2 separate regions of the Homo sapiens genome follow, and region 1 is linked to region 2. A link is an interaction called in ENCODE POLR2A ChIA-PET data of the cell type or tissue named here. Cell type or tissue: A673. All regions are shown on one strand. Links, peaks and the distances in the headings refer to the core of each region. The heading gives the core; the rest is flanking DNA.

Evidence for each region. Peaks named below come from ENCODE experiments on the same cell type or tissue, not always from the same donor. Only the 100,000 strongest peaks of a DNase experiment are listed, where the experiment ranks them.
Region 1: POLR2A ChIA-PET joins it to region 2 with 31 read pairs; 3 of 35 experiments call an interaction of 5 or more read pairs at or near these places.

The regions. Positions count from the first base shown.
Region 1 is chr2:11,286,986-11,298,625 of GRCh38, reverse strand. It overlaps ROCK2 (Rho associated coiled-coil containing protein kinase 2), which reads left to right. Exons shown (of 33, transcript NM_004850.5): 2 at 10,890-10,971. Among named protein-coding and RNA genes, the nearest start is that of ROCK2, 52 kb to the left of the region's middle. In A673, for the core only: no CTCF peak of the experiment used is centred there; a DNase peak (open chromatin) is centred at 5,545; H3K27ac peaks cover 1,191 bases.
Region 2 is chr2:11,368,906-11,380,545 of GRCh38, reverse strand. PPIAP60 (peptidylprolyl isomerase A pseudogene 60) reads right to left here. Exons shown (of 4, transcript XM_047446546.1): 4 at 8,751-8,846. The coding sequence ends at 8,751. Among named protein-coding and RNA genes, the nearest start is that of LINC00570, 19 kb to the left of the region's middle. RefSeq lists enhancers at 2,136-2,345, 4,243-4,801. In A673, for the core only: a CTCF peak has its summit at 5,891; a DNase peak (open chromatin) is centred at 5,715; H3K27ac peaks cover 845 bases.

The sequences.
Region 1 (11,640 bases), core at 1,879-9,878, 82 kb after region 2:
GACTTGAGGATGAGTTTCCTACTCATATGTCCTCCCTGATTGAGAAGATACAATATATTAGAAAAGGTATGTGAAAATGTCTAAGCACAATGATGGCAAACAGGTTTTAAAGTTCATTTGCCCCTGTGTGTGGTTTTTTTTTTTTTTTTTTTTTTTGAGATGGAGTCTCACTCTGTTGTTCAGGCTGGAGTGGAGTGGCACGATCTTGGCTCACTGCAGCCTCTGCCTCCCAGGCTCAAGTGATGCTCCTGCCTCAGCCTCCCAAGTAGCTGGGACTATAGGCTAGCACCACCATGCCCGGCTAATTTTTGTATTTTTAGTGGAGACAGGGTTTCACAATGTTGGTCAGGCTGGTCTCGAACTCCTGACCTCAGGTAATTTGCCTGCCACGGCCTCCCAAAGTGTTGGGATTACAGGCCACTGTGCCTGGCCTCCTGTGCTATTTTTATGTTGTCAGTAAGTTCATTATTATCCAATGCACCCAAAACATTCTTTGTAAATATATGTCTATATATACCCTCACAGAAAAGTATGTACATTGTATGTATACAGCTTGATAAATTTTTACAATCTGAGAACCCATATAATCAGCAGCTAGGTCAAGAAACAGAATTTTCCAGAATGTCCCCTTATCCTGACCTTCTAATCACCACCCCACCTATGTTTTTCATGAAATTTTTATTTTTATGTACAAGTTTTTAACAGTTTTAGGGAAATTACATTTGCTTTTAATTACCTAATGTATGTTTAAACATCATTAATTAGAAAGAAATGGGATATTTTGAACATTTCTATCAGAAACTTGAAAAAATTTTGTTCATAAAGGTACTCAGAGAGCTCTGTGTCCTCCACATGGCTGACCTAATATAATGTGGTAATAGCCACAAAAAGGTAAAATACTTAGCATATAGACTTAACAACATGTATTTAGAATAGATGTGTTTATCACTTTGCTGAAAGAAATAGATGGAGAGACCTACCTTGTTCTTGGATGGGAAAAAAAAGTTAGTTTTTCTCAAATTAACCTATTAATCCCTGTTAAGATCCCAGTTCAGAGAAGAGAGAGAAAAAAAAACAACATATGACTTATAGGAGGCGGCGAATAGTGAAATGCATTGGGATTTAAAATAGCATCTGTTTTAGTAGAGATATGGAGCTATAGATAATAAATGAGTAATTTTTTAAAAGGTCTAAATGTATTAAGACTGTCTTCTGTAATACCTTAGATCTTGTTTACTTAGATTTGCTATATTTTATTATGAGTTATTAATACAAATTTCACCACAAAAAACTTAGGAAAAGAATAAAATGATATAATTTCATCATGGTATGATAGTTATTGTATTTTTTGCTTTCCATTCAAAAATTTCATATACATAATTCCCTTAAGTAGAATTATTATACATTTAATTTTTATTCTGCACTTTTTAAACATTAATTTTTTAAAAATACTAATTCCTACCTAGTCTTTGTAACAACTATTTTTAATGATTGGTTAATATAACTTTGACAAGCTTTAGTAAAATTTACTTAGTTTTTCTGTTCCAGATTTTTAGGTTGCTTTGAGTTTCTTGCTATTATAAATAATGTTGCTCCAAGCACTTTTGTGTTATATCTAATCTTTCCCAGATTTTAACTGTCTTAAATAAAATGTTAAGCTGTATAAACTTAAAATAAGACTGAAAATTACTTGGCAGTGAAAGAGCTTTTAAAATTGATTAAAACATAAGTACATTCATAACAAAAGGAGTTACAGTGACTAGTACCTAACCTTTGTTTCATTTGGCATCACAGTCTTTCATTAGTTGTCACACTAGCCCTGAGACTTAAATGTTGTATTGCATAGATGTCAAAAATGAGATTTAAAGGAGTAAAATAATTTTCTTTATGGAACACATTATGTTAGTGATGGAACTGTTTTTGGTTCTGTTAGTATAAAAAATGTGCTAATAGGTTTAGACGTTAAAGTGTAAAAACCTTCCAACTCTCCATATCCTAAATTACGTAATCTTTAAATGCATAGTGTGTATTTAGGTGATATTGAAAATAGTGGTAATAATAGCTAACATTTATTGAGTGATATTGTTTGGAGATGAAGCAGAAATTTAACTTCACAATTGTAGAAAAATAATTTTCTATATTTAGGTTCTTAGGGGTGGAAACCATATAGACAAACTTCTTGTTATAAATGAAAAAGAAGGTTCTGTTTATTTAATTGACAATTGACTAGAAACAGGCTGGGAAGACTGTTTCTTGTCATTAAGTGTGAATATGACCAAACTGTTTTACCTTCTAATAAACAAAACTTTATCTGTTTGTTGTATCTTTTCAAAATTTAAGAAATACTGGAATAGCTCTATATTCAGAGTAGCTTAGCTATCTATCTACTTAACTGTATATCCACAAATATTTTACAGACAAATGTTGCTTTGTAATTTAGTTGGCCATTGTCATCTCCAGCATTCTTAGTTACTAGATAGACTTTATAGGAAAAGTTGTTCCTCCACCATCTTGCCCCTTCAGCTCCAAAATGTCCATGAAGTGTAGGTTATTCTGCTTTGAGACCCTTTGTTTTCTCTCTCTCTCTCTCTCTCTCTCTCTCTCTCTCTCTCTCTCTCTCCTCTCTCTCTCTCTCCTCTCTCTCTCTCTCTCTCTCTCTTTTGTTTTTTGAGATGGAATCTCGCTCTGTCACCCAGGCTGGAGTGCAGTGGCGCGATCTCGGCTCACTGCAAGCTCCGCCTCTTGGGTTTAAGTGATTGTCCTGCCTCGGCCTTCCAAGTAGCTGGGATTACAGGCGTGTACCACCACGCCTGGCTAATCTTTGTATTTTTAGTAGAGACGGGGTTTCACCATGTTGGCCAGGCAGGTGTCAAACTCCTGACCTCAGGTGATCCACCCTCCTTGGCCTCCCAAATAGTTGGGATTACAGGCGTGAGCCATCATGCCAGGCCTTCTCTTAAGGTAGTCTGGTCTTCCCTGGAGTATCTGTAATGGAGCACTATATAAACAGATCCTGCCATCAGTGTATTTAAAGTACTGCTGCTGAACGATATTATGAATATCAAAATATTGAAGCCATATAATTATTCTGTGTACTGTGAGCACCAAATAGGAAAATTAATAAAACATAAAACCAGCAGGCCTTTTGGGGGTATTTTTCTTGCATGTATGTGTTATATCCTGGATGAGATTTTTTTTTTTTGCCCTAAAGTCTATCTGTGATACTTAACTGTACAAGTTTCAAATATGGAAAATACTTTTTAAAAAGTCTAACTTGCCTACAATCAGAATAACAACTCTAATTTTATCTGGCCAGTAGTTTCTCAGTTGAATACCAATATTAAATTAAGAATAGGATTCAGTCAGATGATGCATTACTTTTTCTAATATTTTATAATAGGTGTGTAAATTGCCTGTTTTCTGTTTTATAGGGAGTTTCAGGTAACATTGTATGTAATTTTTGAGGAGAGAAGCTTTTTTTAATAGAGGAAAAGATAAAATTGTTGATTTATAAGCCATAAGAAATCTAGTAATGCAGGCTGGGCACAGTGGCTCACACCTGTAATCCTAGCACTTTGGGAGGCCAAGGCGGGTGGATCACCTGAGTTCAGGAGTTCGAGACCAACCTGGGCAACATGATGAAACCCCGTCTCTACTAAAAATACAAAAAAGTAGCCGGGCATAGTGGTATGCGCCTGTAGTCCCAGCTCCTCTGGAGGCTGAGACACAAGAATCACTTGAGGTGGAGGAGGAGGTGGAGGTGGAGGTTGCGGTGAGCTGACATCATGGCACTGCACTCCAGCCTGGGCAACAGAGCAAGGCTCTGTCTCAAAAAAGAAAAATAGTAATACAAATATAATTTGATCTTAATTTTATTCATGTGTTTCTAAACAATATGTTACATTATGTATTACACAAATAAAATAATAAAACAATGTATTACATTATGAATGCAATTTGATTCATATCTTCCCATCAACTTAATATTTTAGAAGAAAAAAATCAGAATTTAATTTAAAAAATACCAATAATTATTCAAAGCAGCATTGGGCCCAATACCAACCTTAATGCTTCTAAGCTGTGCAGTTCTGGGAAATGGTTTAAGTTCTCCAAGCCAAATTTCAACTAAAAAATATGGTGATATTAAGACTGTATAATTAACACCATATAATTCCACCATATAATTAACACCATATAATTAACACCATATAATTCCACAGTCTGTTAGGAAAATTAAATAAGGAGATGTTATATAAAGTGTTTGGCATCATGTCTATCCAAGAACTCTGCAATAGCAGCTGCTTTATTATCAGCACAGAGCACTATCACCATTAGAACAATTACCAACTTTACATTTAATTCTTCTAAAACCTTGATCAAATCAATAATGTGATTTTTTGCTCTTTCCTTTCTTTCCTTTCTTTTCTTTCTCTCTCTCTTTGTCTTACTTTTTTTTAAATTTTTTTTTGAGACGGGAGTCTCACTCTGTCACCCAGGCTGGAGTGCAGTGGCACGATCTCGGCTCACTGCAAGCTCCACCTCCCGGGTTCACGCCATTCTCCTGCCTCAGCCTTCCAAGTAGCTGGGACTACAGGCGCCCGCCACCATGCCTGGCTAATTTTTTGTATTTTTAGTAGAGACAAGTTTCACTGTGTTAGCCAGGATGGTCTCGATCTCCTGACCTCACGATCCTCCCGCCTCGGCCTCCCAGAGTGCTGGGATTACAGGTGTGAGCCACCGCGCCTGGCCCGTACGTTCTTTTAAAATCAGAATATGCTATCGTTAATGCCTCTCTCATTGTAAAGGTTCATTCTCTTTTTAGGACCACGGCTGAGGTTAGGGTGAAGCCATTCAGGCACTTGGAACAAAATTTGAGGGAGAACCCTAAAAAGCCACAGTAATCAAGATATTTTAATGTAATATTTTAAAAATTAATGCAAAGACTCACTATGAACAGAATATCAAACTCAAAATTTTAAAGAAAGGCAAAATCAGGAAGAGTACTGTGCCAAGCCATATTGGCATGTGAGGCAAAAAGGAAAAATTAATAATACTGGTCCTATCTTGCCATGCTGAGCCATGTTAGAGCCTGAGGCTCAAGGAAAAGTCATAAAAACATTCCTATTGCTCCTGTCTTTTGCCCTAGGAAAGTTTCTTTCCCTATGCCAGGCCTTGCTTTAACTATTTAAATAGCCAATTTTTAAAGAACTGCTCACCAGAATGATTTTATAGGCTATGAACTCTTTTTTACAAACGAGGGCCCTAGAAGTTGGGTGAAATTACTTGTGTAGGGTCACACAATTTTATCTTTTCCTCTATTAAGTTTTTCTCCTCAAAGTTACTGCTAACCTCTGAGTTGCTAAATTCTCAGTCCTCAATTAAGTTGACTTAGCCGTCCTCAATTTAAGTTGCCACTAAATGGCAGAACCGTGATGATGTAACCCAGGTTTCTTAACTTCTAGACTTCCTTTACTTTATTATCTCTTTATAAAACACATCTGTGTATTTGTTGGCTCATTACCCTGAGACTGGGTAATTTATAAAGAAAAGAGGTTTAACTGACTCACAGTTCCCTAGGCTGTACAGGAAGCGTGGCTGGAGAGGCCTCAGGAAACTTATAATCATGACAGAAAGCAAAGGGAAGCAGGCATATCTTACATGGCTGGGAAAGGAGGAAGAGGGAGAAGGGGGAGGTGCTACACACTTCTAAACCAGATCTCCTGAGTACTCACTCACTATCATGACAACAGGGAAAAGTCTTACCCTGTGATCCAATCACCTCCCACCAAGCCCCTCCTCCAACATTGGGGATTACAATTTGACATGAGATTTGGACAGGGACACAAAAATCCAAACCATATCAACTATTTTAGTTATGTATTTGTGTTTGGAGTTGAAATAGCAAACAGAGGAAATGTGTTACAAATTCATTTAAATAACATTTCCTGGTCACTAATCTGTACAGCAGATACACAGAAATATGCTTCCTATGCTCTGTAACTAACTGTTTCTTTGGTTGTCTTGACTTTAAAACTTGTTTGTTATTTAGTATTCTTTTAGAGGAATAATTTTACTAATTAAGTTTATTATTTTATTAACTTTTAAGTTCAATATTGTTTATAAGAGCATCATAAAATTTTAATTCTGTTACATATAAGCTATTCTGGCTTGGACACATTTTTTAACCTTTTAACCTTTAAGCTTCAGTTTCTGTGCCTACTAATGTAGGTATGACAATAGTATTAACTTATATGCTGTGAGGAATAAAATGTTAAATGCATGTATAGTGCTTTGCACAATACATGGTGCAAAGTAATCAAGAAAGGTCCCTGTTAATAATATATGCTGTATTAACCTGTATAATGTAGTTAAAGTTTTTGGTAGGTAGGCTGTAAAGAATAAGACATAATTTGTGGTCATGCTGAATGCTAGGTATTATTTACAGTCTATGAATATGGACTTTTTTTTTAATACGGTATTTAAAATAGTAGTACTAAGAAAGTGGTGAACAGTGATTTAGAAATAATAAACTTGTAATCCAAATAGCCTTTAGAAAAGTTACTGCTAACCTCTGAGTTACTAAATTCACAGTCCTCAATAAGGTTGATTTACCAGTCAGATTAACTATCATAGTCTGTCATTTGTCTATCATTCTGTCCCTCTTCCTGCACTCTTCATCTGGCTTCTAAGATGCCATGATGGTCTTGATTTCCCTCCTCAAAAAAATGGTTGTTCCTTTTTAGTCCCCTCTTCTCCCTTGTTTCTTAATATTGATGCATCCCAGGACTCTGTACTTGATTCTTTTCTGTTTATCTATAATCAGTCCTCTGGTGATCTTACCCAGTTTTATAGCTTTAAATACTACATATGTGCTGACAACTCATAAATGTATAAAATTTTCAGCTAAAGGATAATTTGTGCCTCATTTAGCAATTGAAATTCCTAAGAGGGTATCTCCATCATATTGCTTATCAATTTAGACTTTCCAGGTTGGCAGAGTATTTCCAATCTCCTTTTATTTTTATTTTTTTGAAGCATTTTATTTGGATGTTTAACAACAATTAGTTTTTTTTTTAAGACAGAGTCTTGGTCTGTCGCTCAGGCTGGAGTGCAGTGGCGCGATCCTCCGCTCGCTGCAACTTCCGCCCCCTGGGTTCAAGCGATTCTCCTGTCTCAGCCTCTCGAGTAGCTGGGATCACAGGCTTGCGCCACCACGCGCGGCTAATTTTTGTATTTTTGGTAGAGATGGGGTTTCACCGTGTTAGCCAGGATGGTCTCGAACTCGTGGCCTCAGGCGATGCGCCCGCCTCGGCCTCCCAAAGTGCTGGGATTACAGGCATGAGCCACTGCACCTGGCCAACAACAATAAGATACTAAGAAGCAGTGTACAGTGAAAGTGAAATCAAGTTCAATACTTCATTTCTTGACAACTGAAGTATAAAAGGCTCTGTGTTCAGGAAAAGTTAGAAAAATAGACCATTTTATGTATATGTATTTTTTCCCTCATAATAATTATAGTAGGGGAAACTGGGTGTTTGGCTTATACATGTTTTTTTAAAAAATACAGTAGGATAACACATTTTTCTCCCTGCCTTTCTCTCATGCTTTTTGCATATAGACAACCTAAGTTAGTTTCTGCATTGGAGCTAATTCACGTTTCTCAGCTGGTAACCTTAGAGATGTAACTGGGCTAGCCGGGGGCATAGACCAAGGCTTGATTGAAAGCTGTGTCTGACCTATCTAGTGATGCAGATTCATATGAAACTTGGGCAATAAGATGTTGTTGTTGTTTTTCCCTCCAGTGTCTTATTTTAGGAGTGGGGATTTTCACTCCGGGTACTGATTTTCTCGTAATCAGTCTGGTTTTAACTCCTCACCTCATTTAGGCCCTTTTAATTATCAGTCATTGATCTTGCTGCTTTCTGACCTGAAATCCAATAGACCTCTGTGACTTTTAGCACGTACCCATTGCTTGGCATTTTTCTTTCTGGTCAGTTATTGGTGGTAGTGTTTTGTTTAGTCTCAGTGGGGCTGTCATTTTCAAATGTTCTCCTGTCATTTCTGTACGGTTGGAAACAGGCAGATCGTTTTCTTCATTGCTTTAAAATTTTGGTTGTAGTCTTTTCCTGAATTTATTTGTATTTCTTTTTAGCATTTCTTTATCTCAGTTTTAGTATCATTTTTAAAAAAAATGAGATGGGGTCTTGCTGTGTTGCCCAGGCTGCTCTTGAACTCCTGGGCTCAAGCAGTCCTCCCACTTCAGCTTCCCGAGTAGCTGGGATTACAGGGGTGTGCCACTGTGTCTGGTTTAGGGTCACTTAAAGAAAATAATCACAGTTGAAATCACTGACACTTAAAACTTATGAAAGTTTATTTGAAACTGCATAACAAGGAAGGTCACAGACATGGGCTTTCAATCAAGTCCTGAGCTAACTCAGCTTGCCCAGTGACTGGATCTCAGTATTAATTTCATATACTTAAAACACTGTTATCTGAAAACAATTCAGAATTTTTTTCTTAAAAGGTGATACTAAGTAGAATAAATTTTGATTGTAAAAATTATAAACGTAAAGGCCTCAAGTAAGAATGTAAGTTTATAAATGTATATGTTATCAACCTACATTAAAGTATCATAGTATCATTAAAAATTGATGCTACGTAAAAATAATAGTGCCTAATTGTGATAGTGTTTGGTCTTTAAAAAATGGTTTTATAAACAAGATGGTTGAGTTGAGCAAATGTTCAGATGTTCCAAATGCTGAAAAAGCTCTCTGACCCTATTCTACTGGGGAATCTTATGGGAAAATATTTATAAACTTTCCAGATTAGTTAATCTTCACATAATCCCATCTCTTGGAGAGAACTTTTGGGGAAGATACGGGGGAGCAAGGATTTCATTCTTTTATTAATGTCAAGTTGTAGTGTTGCTTCAAAGAAAGGCTTCTCTTGTCTTATGTGTAAATGGAGATTTTAATGCAGAGTTACTTTTATTTCAGTATGAAGTGTTAATATTCTATCTGTTTGAAAAATCTCTGAGGAAGATTTACTGTTGCAATAGAAGCCTTTTCCTTGTCAATTTATATTTTTCTTCTTTTTCTTCTCGTGGAGGTAAATGGAAGCATGGAAGAATGCTTTCCATATGAATATACTTTTCTTTGATTTGAAATTGTAATACAGAGTATAAGTCTAGATACATCTAAAATATAAATGATTCAGATTTTACATTTTAAACTTACTGAAATATCAAAATTATACTAATAAAGATACATTGATTTGGTACTTAAAAATAGCCTAATATGCTCAAATGTTAGAATCCTTGAAAAGTAGTCCAGCTGTTTTGGAGGAGTGTGTGTGTGATGTTGTTTATGTGTATGTGTGTGGGAGGGTATGTCTCAATGTGTGAATTTAACAATCCCAGCTTACCTGGAAGTTGGATTTTTTAAAATGTATTTTTTTCTTTTAGTTGAAGAGAATGAAGATTGCTTTGTATCTGTATTAGATATCAGTGGGATATAAATCATTTTGTTATTAAAAATGTTAATAGTTTACTCTTAACACCTTTGCCCCTTTCTGTTATTAAATAATATTTTCACAAAGTGTTAACATTTTTTAGTGAATGAAAATTAAAAATATGAACTATAACTGAGTGGCAAGCATAGTATGTACAGTTATTCTAGGATTAGTAGATTAATTACCTTTCTAAAGAAAAATTTTTTTTCAGAGACAGGGTGTCACTGTGTTGCCCACGTTGGTCTGGAACTCCTGGGCTCAAGTGATCCTCCTGCCTTAGCCTCCCAAGTAGCTGGGATTACAGGTGTGTGCTGCCACACCCACCTGGATTACCTTTCTAAATTTTCTGTGTAATTTTCCCCATGTTTTCCCCCTATCCAAGTCCCCTAAAGGTTTATTTTTACTGCTGTTTCGTTTTCTGCAATCCTCTAGCTTCCCTGTTTACCCTCCCAGGCTCCCATTGTTTCTTTTAGCAGGGTGTCAGTCTGATCATTGAGACTAGAGGGATGAGTTAAGTCTATTGGACCTCCTAAGATTTAGGTTGTATGCTGCTACTGTCATTTCCTAACATCATGACCCTGAGGAAATCAAAGTCATGTAATTTCTCTGTGCCTTAATTTGTTTCTTCGTCTTTAAATTGAGGATGTTTCCTCCTACCTTCCACAGAGTTACTTGGCGTTGAGACAATGTATGTGATAGTGTTTTAGAAATCGTGCTACCTTCACAAGCATTTCCATTGAGTAATCTGAGACTTAATTACTTTCTGGTGAGTTTTTTTCACCTCCACCATTATGTGTATATAGTTTTTTTCTGTTTTAATGCATGTTCACTGTAGAAAATATGGGAAATACAGAAATGTAAAGAAAAAATAGAAATCCAGACAATGCATCATCCTTTTGTTGTTGTTTTAAGAGGAAATTTAGTTTTGAGACTGAGCTCCCAGAGGGTAAGGATGGTGTTATTTATTTTTGGATTTTCTCTTCTTAATCTGCACTAGGCACAACATTAATGCAGGTTTAATGAGAGGGAACTTAGTGTAGCTGTATTTCTTGAAGTCAAAACCTGATGAAATTTGGCCATTTGAAGAGAGAAAAGAAGACATCTGTCTAGCAAAAATAATAATAGATACATGTTTTGAAATTACATTTTTCCATTGGCCGAAAGAACACAGGAAAACATGATAGGGGCAGTCCTAATATTCTCTGACAGAGGTTAGGAAACCAGTTAAAGCTGTTGGATATGGAACTTATGGACACTATCATATCAAAGTGGGTTGGCATTTTCCTGGTGAAAATGACATAAATAAAATTAAAAGACTTTTTTAAATGAATGCTTGGAAATTGTAAAAACTGTCATTTCCTCTTTTTATTTCTTAACAGGATGGCTTAAATTCCTTGGTCCTTGATTTAGATTTTCCTGCTTTGAGGAAAAACAAGAACATAGATAATTTCTTAAATAGATGTAAGTATGTTTAAACTTCATATTTGATCTTATAACTCTACTTTTGATAAGAGATTTTTGTTTGGTTATTATCAGCCTATAAATTTATTAATTTAATCAACTTATTTATTAAACTTAAGTCTTTTGCTTACCATTTGATTTATTCAAAAATTGTTACTTTTATTTTTAAAGCAATTGCAGAACCGAATTACAATATGCAAAGCAGATAAAGTTCTAAATTTTGAAATACATTATTAAGACTATTTTAGGACAGGTTATTTATAGCAGTTTGAAGAGAAGTTTTAAATTAATATTTACAATTCCAAGACTTAATATTGCCCAGAGAATTAATAAGCTTTATACTTCTGTAATTGTGGACATTTCAGACTAGTTAATAATAAATAATGTAACTATTATTACCATATGTGTGGTAACCCTTAATCTTTGCCATTATTAATGTTGCAATGCAGAAGTAAGTGAAATTGAATTCCAAGAATAAGAAATTCTCAAAACAATTAATGTATACATTGTATCATCACAGTAAGCTCTTTACTTTGAAATTGGCAGAGACTGAGGTATTTTCCCAATTAAACAATCTTATCTATAGTTACTATTTATATAGTATGATTACCACTTTTCAGAGAAGTAGGCCATCAAAATTCATTACTAAGATTAGCCTTGCAAGTAATT
Region 2 (11,640 bases), core at 1,302-9,301:
CGTATATATATACATATATATATACGTATATATACGTATATATATATACATATATATACGTATATATACGTATATATATATATACATATATATACGTATATATATATATATGTAAAATCTTGTTAAATGAAAAAGTTTGAGATTAAAAAAAGGCGCAGAGAATGACCCAATGACCCTAGGGTCACATTCAGAGATATATGTATATATATCTCACATGTAGATAAATGACTACAGATAAATATAGCAAGGTCTAATTGAGGTTATCTTTCTGAATTGCTGTTACTGGCATATACTTTTTTCATGTTTTTCTATATTTCAAAATTTTCTGCAAAGAACACTAGCACTAGTTTTACAATCATAAAAAACTGCATGTGTATACACACACATACATATAATGTGTACATGGATACACATATGCATATGTGGTTGGGTGTTTTCTTCAAATGTCAACCATCCACAGACCATGAATGGAGATGCTGGATCCTTGCAGTGAAGCCACTCTGAGGGCTCTGCTGTGGTTTGGGGATGTAGGTGAAGCCATATTTTCATTGGGTTCTTCTTGTACTTGTCCTAAGAGAACAGGGACATCAAAGGTAGAAGTGCCTTCCCTGAGTTATGATGTTCCTGGTGGCCTCTGCCTTTTTGGGAATGTCCTACAAGCATCGTCTGTTTGAGCAGCGTCTGTGGGTCTTTTGCAATACTGTGGTGGAAGCCTCGGTCCATTCCACAACCCAGTGTCTCTTTTACCCTCAGCATGTTTTGGCAGGCACTTCATTCCAGGAAAATGCCCGGCTCTTCAAGTCAATTTGTATGCATTCTTTTGTCAGAAAAAGAAAACTATGTAACTCAATATGTTCCTCCCTTTGTTTTAGCTGCCAGGGAATTCAGACCCAAACTCAAGATGCCTTTATGGTAATCAGCTTTTAGAACTGCTGGGCTCCCCAGGAGTTCGAGACCAGTCTGGGCAACATAGTGAGATTCTGTCTCTACAAAAAATAAAAAATTAGCCAAGTGTGGTGATGCATGACTGTAGTTCCAGCGTCTCGGGAGGCTGAGGTGGGAGAATTGCTTGAACCCAGAAGGTCTAGGCTGCAGTGATGCCATGATGTAGCCATGATGACGTGTAGCCATGATGACGCCACTGCACTCCAGCGTGGGTGACAGAGCAAGACCCTGTCTCAATGATCACTGATTTCCTAAAGCTCCTTTAATTCCTGCTGGTAATACATGGTTACCGTATGCCAGAGCTGAACAAAACAAGGCATGGTGGGGGGCTCCCAACAGCCCAGGGTGTGGCCCAGCCTCAGTAAGAGAAGCAACCTTTCTGGAAGCTTCCAGTCAATGCCAGGCTTCTCTCTCTCCTGCCCATGGCATTTCGAACTCCCACTGTACAACAGATCAATTAGGGTCCCTTGCATCCTGTAGAGATCTCTGTACTGAGGGCCAGAGCCATGTCTGACTTGTCCTTGTCCCCATGGCCTCCTGCAGGCTCTGGGGCACAGCAGATGCCCAGTCAATGTTTACTGAACAAAGGAGGTGGTGAGGGACTCAGTGAGCCTGGCTTAGGCTGTACGCACAGGGCAGGGAGTGAGGTGGGTCCCCTGCCTCCCTTCCCAGAGCTCAGCCACTAGGCAGTGACAGGAGGCATCTATGGGTGAAAGGGAGCAGGCAAGAACCTCACCGCTGCCTGCCTGAATTCTTGTTTATTAAGGGTCTGATCTGGGCCCAGCACCTTTCATATAGTATCTCATTTAGTCTTCTCCTTGGCCCAAATGTGGTGAGAAAACGAGGCTCAGAGAGGCAAAATAGCTTGCCCGGGGTTGTATACGGTTAAGAAGCTCTGCAGGGGCTCATTCTGACTCGAATGGGCCCTCGTTCTGCTTTTAAGGAGAAGGAGCCAGCCTGAACCAGGTAGCCCCTGCTGAGTCCCCACAGGCCCACCGAGACCCTCCCTCATCAGAGGACTGAGAGGAAAGTTCCCAGGAAGTCCAGTGGCTATTTTAGGGGAAGGGACGGGCCATTTATCACAGCAGACAACATTCCCACTTGCTGCTACAACAAACATGGCTATTTCAGAGACTTCAGGCTGGAAAAAGCCCAGGGAGGAAGGGCAGCTTAGCCCGGTTTCGTTTTTGTGAATAAGAGAATGACAGCCATAGAAATAAGGCTGACAGTTCCGAGAGCGTTGGAAAGGGAAACATTTGTGCTTCATCACTCAACCCAGAAACTCTGGCAGAGTTCTAATCTCTGATGGACTCTGTCTGCTTAAAGGCAAAAAAATAATAACCATGAGTGGAGTGGGGAGCATTTCATCGCGTGACACATCAAACACCACCCTTCGCCCCGAGATGACGTCCGAGCCTGCAGAAGCCCTCTCTGTGTGGCTCCAAACACTGAGCATGATTAAATGGGTCATAAATGTTTGCAACCTGGCTGCAAAGGAGGGGAACAAACCGTTCTCCAGGGAGGTTGGAGGCCAGGCCCCTCCTAATCAGAAGGTGATTTTGGCTTTCAACAGGCCAAGGTTTCATACCTTACCACATTTTCTCACTTCCTTAAATGTTCTTTCTCTAATAATTCTGTTTTGTTGTTTGTTTGTTTTGAGACAGTCTCCTGTCTTGGCCCCCCGAGTAGCTGGGATTACAGGTGTGTGCCACCATGCCTAGCTAATTTTTGTATGTTTAGTAGAGACAGGGTTTCACCATGTTGGCCAGGCTGTTCTCGAACTCCTGACCTCAAGTGATCTGCCCACCTCAGCCTCCCAAAGTGCTGGAATTACAGGCATGAGCCACTGCGCCCGGCCTTTCTCTAATAATTCTAAATGTGGGCCACAATCAGGCATTCAACAAATGTTACTGAGCATTGGCCGGGGCAACATGGGGGCAGTCAACCCAGGAGGTCCAAGGAAGTTCCTGGACCTGGGGAAGCTAAATGGATAGGAATTCCCCAAGATGACCTGCCAGACAGTGGGGTCTTGGGTCTTGATGACTAGACCTTCATTAAAAAAATGTTTTTTAAAAACATTTTTTCTTAGAGACAAATTTTTTAAAAACATTTTTTCTTTCTCATTCTGTCGCCCAGGCGGGAGTGCAGTGGTGTGATTACAGCTCACTGCAACCTTAAACTGCTGGACTCAAGCCACTCTCCTGCCTCAGCCTCCCTCGTAGCTGGGACTACAGGCACTCACCACTGCACCTGACTATTTTTTAAAAGTTTTTGTAGAGACGGGGTATCATTATGTTGCCCCGGCTGGTCTTGAAGTCCTGGCCTCAAGTGATCCTCCCGCCTGCGCCTCCCAAAGTGCTGGGATTACAGGCATGAGCCACGTGCCCAGTCCCGAGACCTTCATTTTTCTAAAAAAATTTTTTAAATATTCTTTTAAAGTAAATGTCCTGTGGCATCCGGCCAGCTACAGTTGCACTGAAAAGAAACACAAGATGTACCTGCCTCTCCCCAGAGGCTCTGGTTGCACGGAGGTTCAGGGGAAGGCAGACAGGGAGGAGGGGCTGCTGTTGACCTGCGTTCCCTGCTCTGATCTCTCGCTTATTCCTTTGCAAATCTCTTCTGAGCCATTGCGCCATCTGAGCTTCATAACGGCCTTGTGAAGAGAAACCATGAGATACAGAACAAAAGCAAAGGCTTCCTGTAGAGAAGCCATAGGGCTTTGAGATAAAACTGAACCTATTTTTTACCAAGGTTTATTGTTTCTCTTTCTCAAGTACTGTACCATTGTTTTTTAATAACAGCTTTATTAAGCTATAGTTCACATACTATAAAATGTCCCCCTTTTAAGTTGTACAAGTCAATGGTTTTTAGTGCAGTCACAGAGTTGGATAACCATCACCATTGTCTAATTCTAAAATATTTTTATTACTCTAAAAAGAAATCCTGTACCTATTAGCAGTCACTCTCTACTCCCCGCTTCTCTGGGCCACTTTTTTGAAGGGAACAGCTGATGCCACCTCAGCTCAGGACCAGGGAGGGCCTTTTGTTTTATAAAGAAGTTAATGGGAGCCAAGGGTAGGAGAGGTCTTGGCCTGAGATCCCACTGGAGCTAGTGGCAGGGACAAGGAGAGCGTCCTAGTGAGGTCCACAGCTCAGCACTACAGGGCCTTGGGAGGCTGGTGGGTGAATCAGATCAGTGCCCCCCCAGGGGTACCAGGGAACTTGTTAAAACACAGATTTTGTTGGGGAATTCTGACGAGAGCCTCCAGGTCTGCCAAGCTCTCAGGGGATGCGAGGCGGCATCAGAGAGGCCTTGATGTGAAGTCGAATGACCTCTGGACTCAGAGTCACTCAGATTTGGAGTCAGACAGACCGGGATGTGGACTCAGCATCCCCCAGCATTTGTCACTTCAACGAAGCTCTTTCCATCACAAGAACAAAGTCTCACCCAAAGTAGTTTAAGCAAGAAAGGGAAAGTTACTGGAAGTGTAACTGGGGTGTTCTACTTCAGAGTTTGAAGCCAGGTCTCAGATGGCAATATTTACTTTATGAAGCCAGTGGATTCCCCTTCTAAGTCCAGAAAGCCCCATGTGACAGGCAGTATGGGTGGGGAGGCTGGAAGGAATGGGAGAGCCCAGTCTCACTGCCTTAACCTGGAAAATCCAACTGCCCAGAAGTACCTGGATGCTCACAGGAGCTGCTTTCTAAGTCATGAGGGAAGCACCATAGCTGGCTCCGGCCCTGGCTCTCACACACGATAGCCATCAGCGGCCCCACTGCCCTTCTCCAACGCTGGTTTTGGCTGGGACATACGGAGGGGCTGGCTTTGCCATGTCGGGGCTTGCCCCTGCCTCCCCGTCTAAGTGAGGCTACTCAGGATCTGCCCTCTAGGGACCTTCTGTCTTTGTGTCTCCAGATAGCAGCTGGTAGATTTTTCCAGTAAGTTTTTTTTTTAAAAAATCTTCCAATAGGCTATTGTGTTACATAAATTTAAACCCTAATAGAACATTCTGTTTCAAAAAGATAGAGCAGTAGAATCTCCGGGAACCAAAGGCTTCGAGAGTGACTGGAACAGGGAAGCTGGCAGAACCATCTGTCAGGACTTCTGGGGTCATTGTGTGACAGTTTCATTGACTGCTCTGCAGAGAAGCTTCCTTTGCTTCTGTTTGAGATGACAAGCTCAGCTGCCCAGGCCTGGCCTCACTGGGCTCCCCAGTCAAGGGCCCAACAGAGGCTAAGAAGGGAATCTGGAAGCAAAACTTTCGGAGAGAATATGTTATTGGCTTAGCCTGGGTCACCGGCCCATCGCTGGTCCAATTAACCAAGGCCAGGGTAACGAAGTCACACTGAGTGATCATGGCTGTGGGTGGGATTCGTTCACAAAGTAAAGGGCATAAGTTGGAGAGGCAGATACCCCAAAGCTTGTCTAGAATAGCCCGTTACCTTACACAGAACAAATGCATTGGAGCCATCACTGCGTTTTAAAATATGGATAGTAACAGCCACGCCTCTGAGTTTCCGTGGGCGCGCGTGAGTTGTTGCCTACACAGGGGCTGGTTACCGTTCTTCAGGAAGTGGCCATTTCCAGCCCGTAAGCTCCTCAGGGCCCTGAGAGCCGGGGTAGGGGAGGCAGAGGCTTTGCACGGGCCCTTCACACGCCCAGCTGGAAGGCAGCACCCAGCTCCAGTGCCGTGCGAAGTGGTGCCAAGTCCACACCACACCGTTGGAGAGACGCCAGGCCATTCACAGGTTGTCTCTGAGACACTAACAGTCATAAATACTCAGCTTTGAGATGAGCTTGCCTTGGCCCAGCCCACTATAAATAGGCCTCTTTATTTCCCTGCCTTCACGCTAGGGAGAAAGAACAGCAGAACTGGGGAAGAAGGACATTCCAGAAATGCCACAGAGACCTCAAGAGAGCGCTGCACTGTGTCTGCCTCACACGAGAGAAACGAGCTGCAGGAAGAGACCCAGGGCTCCACGGCCGCTGGATGAGGGGAGGGCCTGTCCTGGCTCTCACAGGGCCCCAGGGGCGAGGGCAGGGGCCAGGCCCTCTGCCCCAGGCCTGTGATCTTTCCACCATGTCAAGTCTACTCGAATTTAACGTGGTGGAATTTTGCTCAGTGTGTCATTCTGAGTGAGCTCCAAAGATGTCAGATTGCCCGCAGATTCGCGGGGGGAGCGGCTGTGTTCATTTTAAACAGACTCATTTTCAAACAAATCGTCTCCATCCAAGTATATCAAGAAGGAAGTCCTGCTTCTAATGGTAGACTTGTTTACTCAATGGGAAAAAATATGTATAACTTTTCAATCCCACAGCTGCTGAGGCATGCACTGGGGACACCAAGTTTCTTTCTCTTTCTTTCTTTCTTTCTTTCTTTCTTTCTTTCTTTCTTTCTTTCTTTCTTTCTTTCTTTCTTTCTTTCTTTTCTTTCTCTTTCTTTCTTTCTTTTCTTTCTTTCTCTTTCTTTCTTTCTTTCCTTCTTTCCTTCTTTCTTTCTTTCTCTCTCTCTCTCTCTCTCTCTCTCTCTTTCTTTCTTTCTTTCTTTCCTTCTTTCTTTCTTTCCTTCTTTCACGAGTCTCACTGTGTCACCCAGGCTGGAGTGCAGTGGTGTGATCTCATCTCACTGCAACCTCCGCCTCCTGGGTTCAAGCAATTCTCATGCCTCAACCTCCTGAGTAGCTTTGATTACAGGCGCGTGCCACCATGTCTGGCTAATTTTTGTATTCTTAGTAGAGATGGGGTTTCCCCATGTTGGCCAGGCTGGTCTGGAACTCCTGACCTCAGGTGATCCACCTGCCTCGGCCTCCCAAAGTGCTGGGATTACAGGCATAAGCCACTGTACCTGGCCATCACCAAGTTTCAAAAGAGAAAAGAGAGGGCCCTCCTGCTGGGGCTTCACCCTCAGTTCCTCCCAATTGACTGGCATCTTGACATGATCTCTTTTGGTTTGAGAAAGTAAAGGTGAAACCTTTGCAGGCACATTTTTTTTCCAATCTGGATGAGTTAAAAACATGTACACAAACACACACACAAACACACAAACACACACCCCAGCCCCTCCACTTAGGAATTCCTAGTGAGTTGTATTTTTTCCGCTTGTTTCCCCTTAATAATCTTCATGTTGATTTGTGCCTGCTGACACCATTTGTGTGCAAGGTTTAGGTCGGGAACAGCTCTTCCCAGTACCACTGTTTCGTTTCTTTCCAATCACAGACAGTAGGGTCAGAGGTTAGGGCTGGAGGTAGAAAAAGGAGGCCACAGTTTATGTGTGCCTGTGTCACCTATTTTGGGCATGGGACTTCTGAGTCACCACCTAAATTAAACACAGGTGTTCTTAGCAGCCCAGCCTGCCCAGCGATGTTGCTAGGAGCCTTCGAGGGGGAGACTGTCCTCTCAAGAGCATTGAAACTGGCAGAAAAGCACTTTTAAGATAAGGCCCCCAAAGTGACATCTTGGTAAGGAATGAATTTTGGTCATTCCTTGGCAAGGTCTGGTTTCAAATCTTGGTCTCAGAACCTTCTATTCTCTGATATAGACGGCAGCTCACTTATCTCAATTTTGTAACCTGTAAGATGGTTCTCTAATTCATAAATCGCAAGGTTGTTATATAAATGGAAGACAGTGACCGTTAAATGCCCACACACAGTAGGTGCTTAGCAGATGGTATGTGCCATTATTGGCATCCATTCTGGAATTAAGCTTTGTGTTCATTGTGTTTTCCACCCTCAGACCCTCAACCTAAGCTCTTGGATGGCAAGGGCTGATCTACTCACGTTTGAAATTCTCAAAGAACAGGAAGGTGTGTAGCTAGCTGTCAGCAAATCCTTGTGGGTGAACCCACCAGCACTTGGGCCTCCCTCTGCCACCCAAACCCTATCTTGACACACACACCTTAGAGGACTGTGCTTCCAGATGTCCCCTCACACACGTCAATGGTGATGGTCGGTAGAGTAAGAGATAGACACTTGGCAAGAAGCAGAAACCTAGAAAAGCACAGCATATTTTGGTTTAAGTGGCAAAGGCATCAATGAAGAGGACAGCCTGGGGACGGTCGAATTCTCAGAAAGCTGTCAAAGGTGAGAACTGCAGAGTCTCCAAGGCAAGGTCATTGGGAGGGCAGGGGCTGCAGAGGTCTGGGTGCAAGTGTGTCTGTGGGCATGGAAGGGTAAGACCATTCCCATTTATTGATGAAATACCACTGAGGGTCTTCTATGTGCCAGGTGCAGGGCTGGGTGCTGCAGATGCAATGGAGAATGAGACACAGCCAATGGAAACAGAGACAAAGAAGAGGTCATGGCAAGAGTCTGTGTGGCACCAGGAGCGGGTACACAATGCTCAGAGAGCACACAGGAGGTTGGGGAGAGGTGCTGGGCAGTGACAGCCCTCCTGGGACCTGAGGATTGAGAAAAGGAGTCAGCCTGGCCACAGGAGGAAGAACATTCTGAACAAAGAGGATTGCACTTTAAAAGGCTGAGCGTACTTGGTTTGCATGTGGAAGTCGAAGCTTACAGAAGCCTGTGGTTCTAGGGGCTGGCACTGGGGCAGACCTGTTGGATCCAGCAGTGGGTGCCCTGAGGGGAGTCTCTTGGGTGGCAGGCTGGGCATTCCAGGAAGCGTCCTTCCTTGGGGGTGATAGCACTCAGCGTCAGCAGGGATGGAGGGGGTGAGAAGTGCCCTGAGGACGAGAGCAGGGAGGCCTAAGACAGAGAAGCAGCTTTACCTGTGGCAGGCTCGGTGGCACCTGGTTCTGCCTCTTGTCCTGGAACTTGGAGCTGATGAAGGAGGAAGTTGAGCCTTTCGTTCAGCTGTCCCTTTGGCAGACTGTGGCCTGGGCAGTGGCCGACAGCAGATCAGATTCCGTTTCAAAGGTTACCTGCTTTGCCACAGGCCTGGCACTCTGTCCAGACCAGAGAACGCTCGGATTCAGGGTCAGTTTCCAGCCATGGCTGGAAATACCCTCACTCCTCCACGACGTTTCTCTGCCATTGTAGGCCTTAAAATGCCACCATCGAAGAGGCTGGTGCCTCCATGGGGCTCAGCACAGTGCCTGGCAGAGGACAACAGCCAGTAAGGGTTTGCAGTTGGAAGTCAGAGAGGGTTATGAGCAGGCGCCTCCCTGCCCCAAGTCCTCTCCTGCGTCCTGTCACCGGTGTCACTGGTGTCTCAGTCATTCAACAAGGTATGTCATGGTGTAAGGAGAGGCAGATGCCCAGGTCTGCATCTCTGACAACCTGCGTGACTCTTAGCAAGTCACTTTTCCACACAAGCATGCGAGTCTCCATTTCTGCTGTGAAACAGCATGGTTTGGGACCTGCCCGTCTGGCTCACAAAGTTACAAGTGATGGTCAGTTGATATAAAACAGATGTGTATGTGTAACCATAAAGCACAATGAAGAGATGATTTGCTCTATGTACGAATTCCCCAATATCATCTGCCTCTAGTTCAGTATTGTTGTCATTCATGTGGATGGGTGGGACAGAGCTGACAGTTTTCCTTCTGGAGAGAAGCAGCCTGTGACTGCTTTGCTGACAGAGGTGCTGACTCCAGGCATCAACGAGCATCGCAAGGAAGCCAGGGTCATGGGTCCAGGCAGATCCCTGCTCCCAACTGGTCTCTGTTTCTACAGGTAGCCAGAGAGGCCACAGCAAGCATCTACAGCAAGGGTGGGGTTCCCTGGGGTCAAAGTCACAGAGAAATGGGGAACCCTGGAATGCAAGGGCAGGGAGGGACTTGCCAACCAGATTCAGCAAACATTTGCTCGGTGCCTCCAGGATGTACTAGGCACGGGGCCAGGTGACTTATACACATTAAATAGTTTCATCTCCATGACAACCCTGGGGCTCAGGCCTCAGGTTATCTCCATTTCACTAGTTCCAATGGGTCACGTGACCAGGCCAAGAGCACGTGCCATGCCCTACTTGGCCTGTTTGAATCCTCTCATTGGCGAGGTCTCATGTGAAACATCACCTTCTCAGGGAGGCCTCCCAGGTGCCTTCTCCTGCTCTGTCTCCCAGGCCAGAGTACAGTGGCACGATCACAATTCACTGCAGCCTTGACCTCCTGACTCTAGTGATCCTCCCGCCTCAGCCTCTCTAGTACCTAGGACTACAGGCACACGCCACCATACTTGGCTAATTTTTAAAAATTTTTTGTAGAGGTGGGGTCTCCCTATGTTGTCCAGGCTGGAATTGAACTCCTGGGCTCAAGCAATCCTTCCACCTCGGCCTCCCAAAATGCTAGGATTACAGGTGTGAGCCACCATGCCTGGCCTTTTTTGTTTTTGTTTTTTTAATTTACAGAATGCTTTGTAATCACACGCTTGTGTGTTGCCTTTTTTAATGTCTACCTTTCCAACTAGACTGTAAACACAAGGTCCAGAGCCCTGTCAATTTTGTTTACCACAGCATTTAGGAAGCATCTGAGAAAACACTTGTTGAACAAACTATAGGAATAAATACAGGTATTAAGAACTTAAACATACATGGTCTGATTTTTAAAATTTTCTCCTTTGTTGTTTTTCATTGCTCTTCTTGCTAGATAAGAGATGAGAAGTGGTGTTTTGGGTGAGATTTTTCAATAAAGCCACAAAAGTTCCCATAATCTTTCTCACCCTGAAACCACTGAGCATCTGCCTGTGAAGTGAGGCTAAGACCCTCAGCAGATCCCTGGATCCACAGTGATCTCCTCCCACTTCATAATTTACAAAGCACTCAAAGCATTGCAGGTGCTCAAACAATTCATCGTGACTGTGGAGCAAGCCAATGAAACATGCTCCTTAGCTCTTGAATACACGCAGATTGTGGCTGTTTCTACCCTGGCAGAGAAGTGTATTTGGTAAGCACCTATCTTGAATAGAGTCAGCTATGGCTCAGACCAGGCTGTCAGTAGTTTAATTGCACCATTTCCCTGATGGAAATGCCTACTGCACTCTTCCCTCCAACCCCAGTCCTAAGAATAACCAGAGATAACCAGCCAAATCTCTTACGCTAACACTGGCACCTAGTAGGCACTTAGTAACTGTTGCATCTCTTCCTTTCCTCACCTGTCAAGGGTGGGCTGTGATCCTATGTCCTCCCTACTCCAGCCCCCAAGGACATTCTCCTCCTCTGAATTCTTACACAATTTCCTCCATCCTCCTACCATTGGCCGCTAACTCAGCTAACTTTGAACTGAGACATTTCTCCTCTGAATATTTGGGTCTTCAAATTCAGGCTGCGAGCTCCTTGGAGACAGGGATTTATCTGGTCTGATACTTTGAGGCCTGGCCATTCTTGGCACCTAACAAGGTTAATATAAGTCCTGGCCTTGCCCAGAGTAGCTGCTCCATAGATAAGGACCAAACTTTTGAACCTCTTTAAGACAAGGTAGATTGGATGTAGGACAAGCTAGGAAACAAAGTTGGCATGTGAGCATCAATCAGCTTTTCCTTCTTCAGGTCTGAAATGAGTTCTGTCTAAGCCTCCACCTTGAAAACTGAGCCCTTGACCCCATCACTGTAACTTCCAATTTCCCTTTCAAGAGGACAACCCGATGCTGGGAGATAAATAGGGTTTTAGAACTGGAGTTGGATCAAAACAGGAAAATCAGGCTGGGCACAGTGGCTCACGACTGTAATCCCAACAATTTGGGAGGCTGAGGCAGAAGGACCACTTCTGGCCAGGAGTTCAAGACCAGTCTGTGCTACATAGCG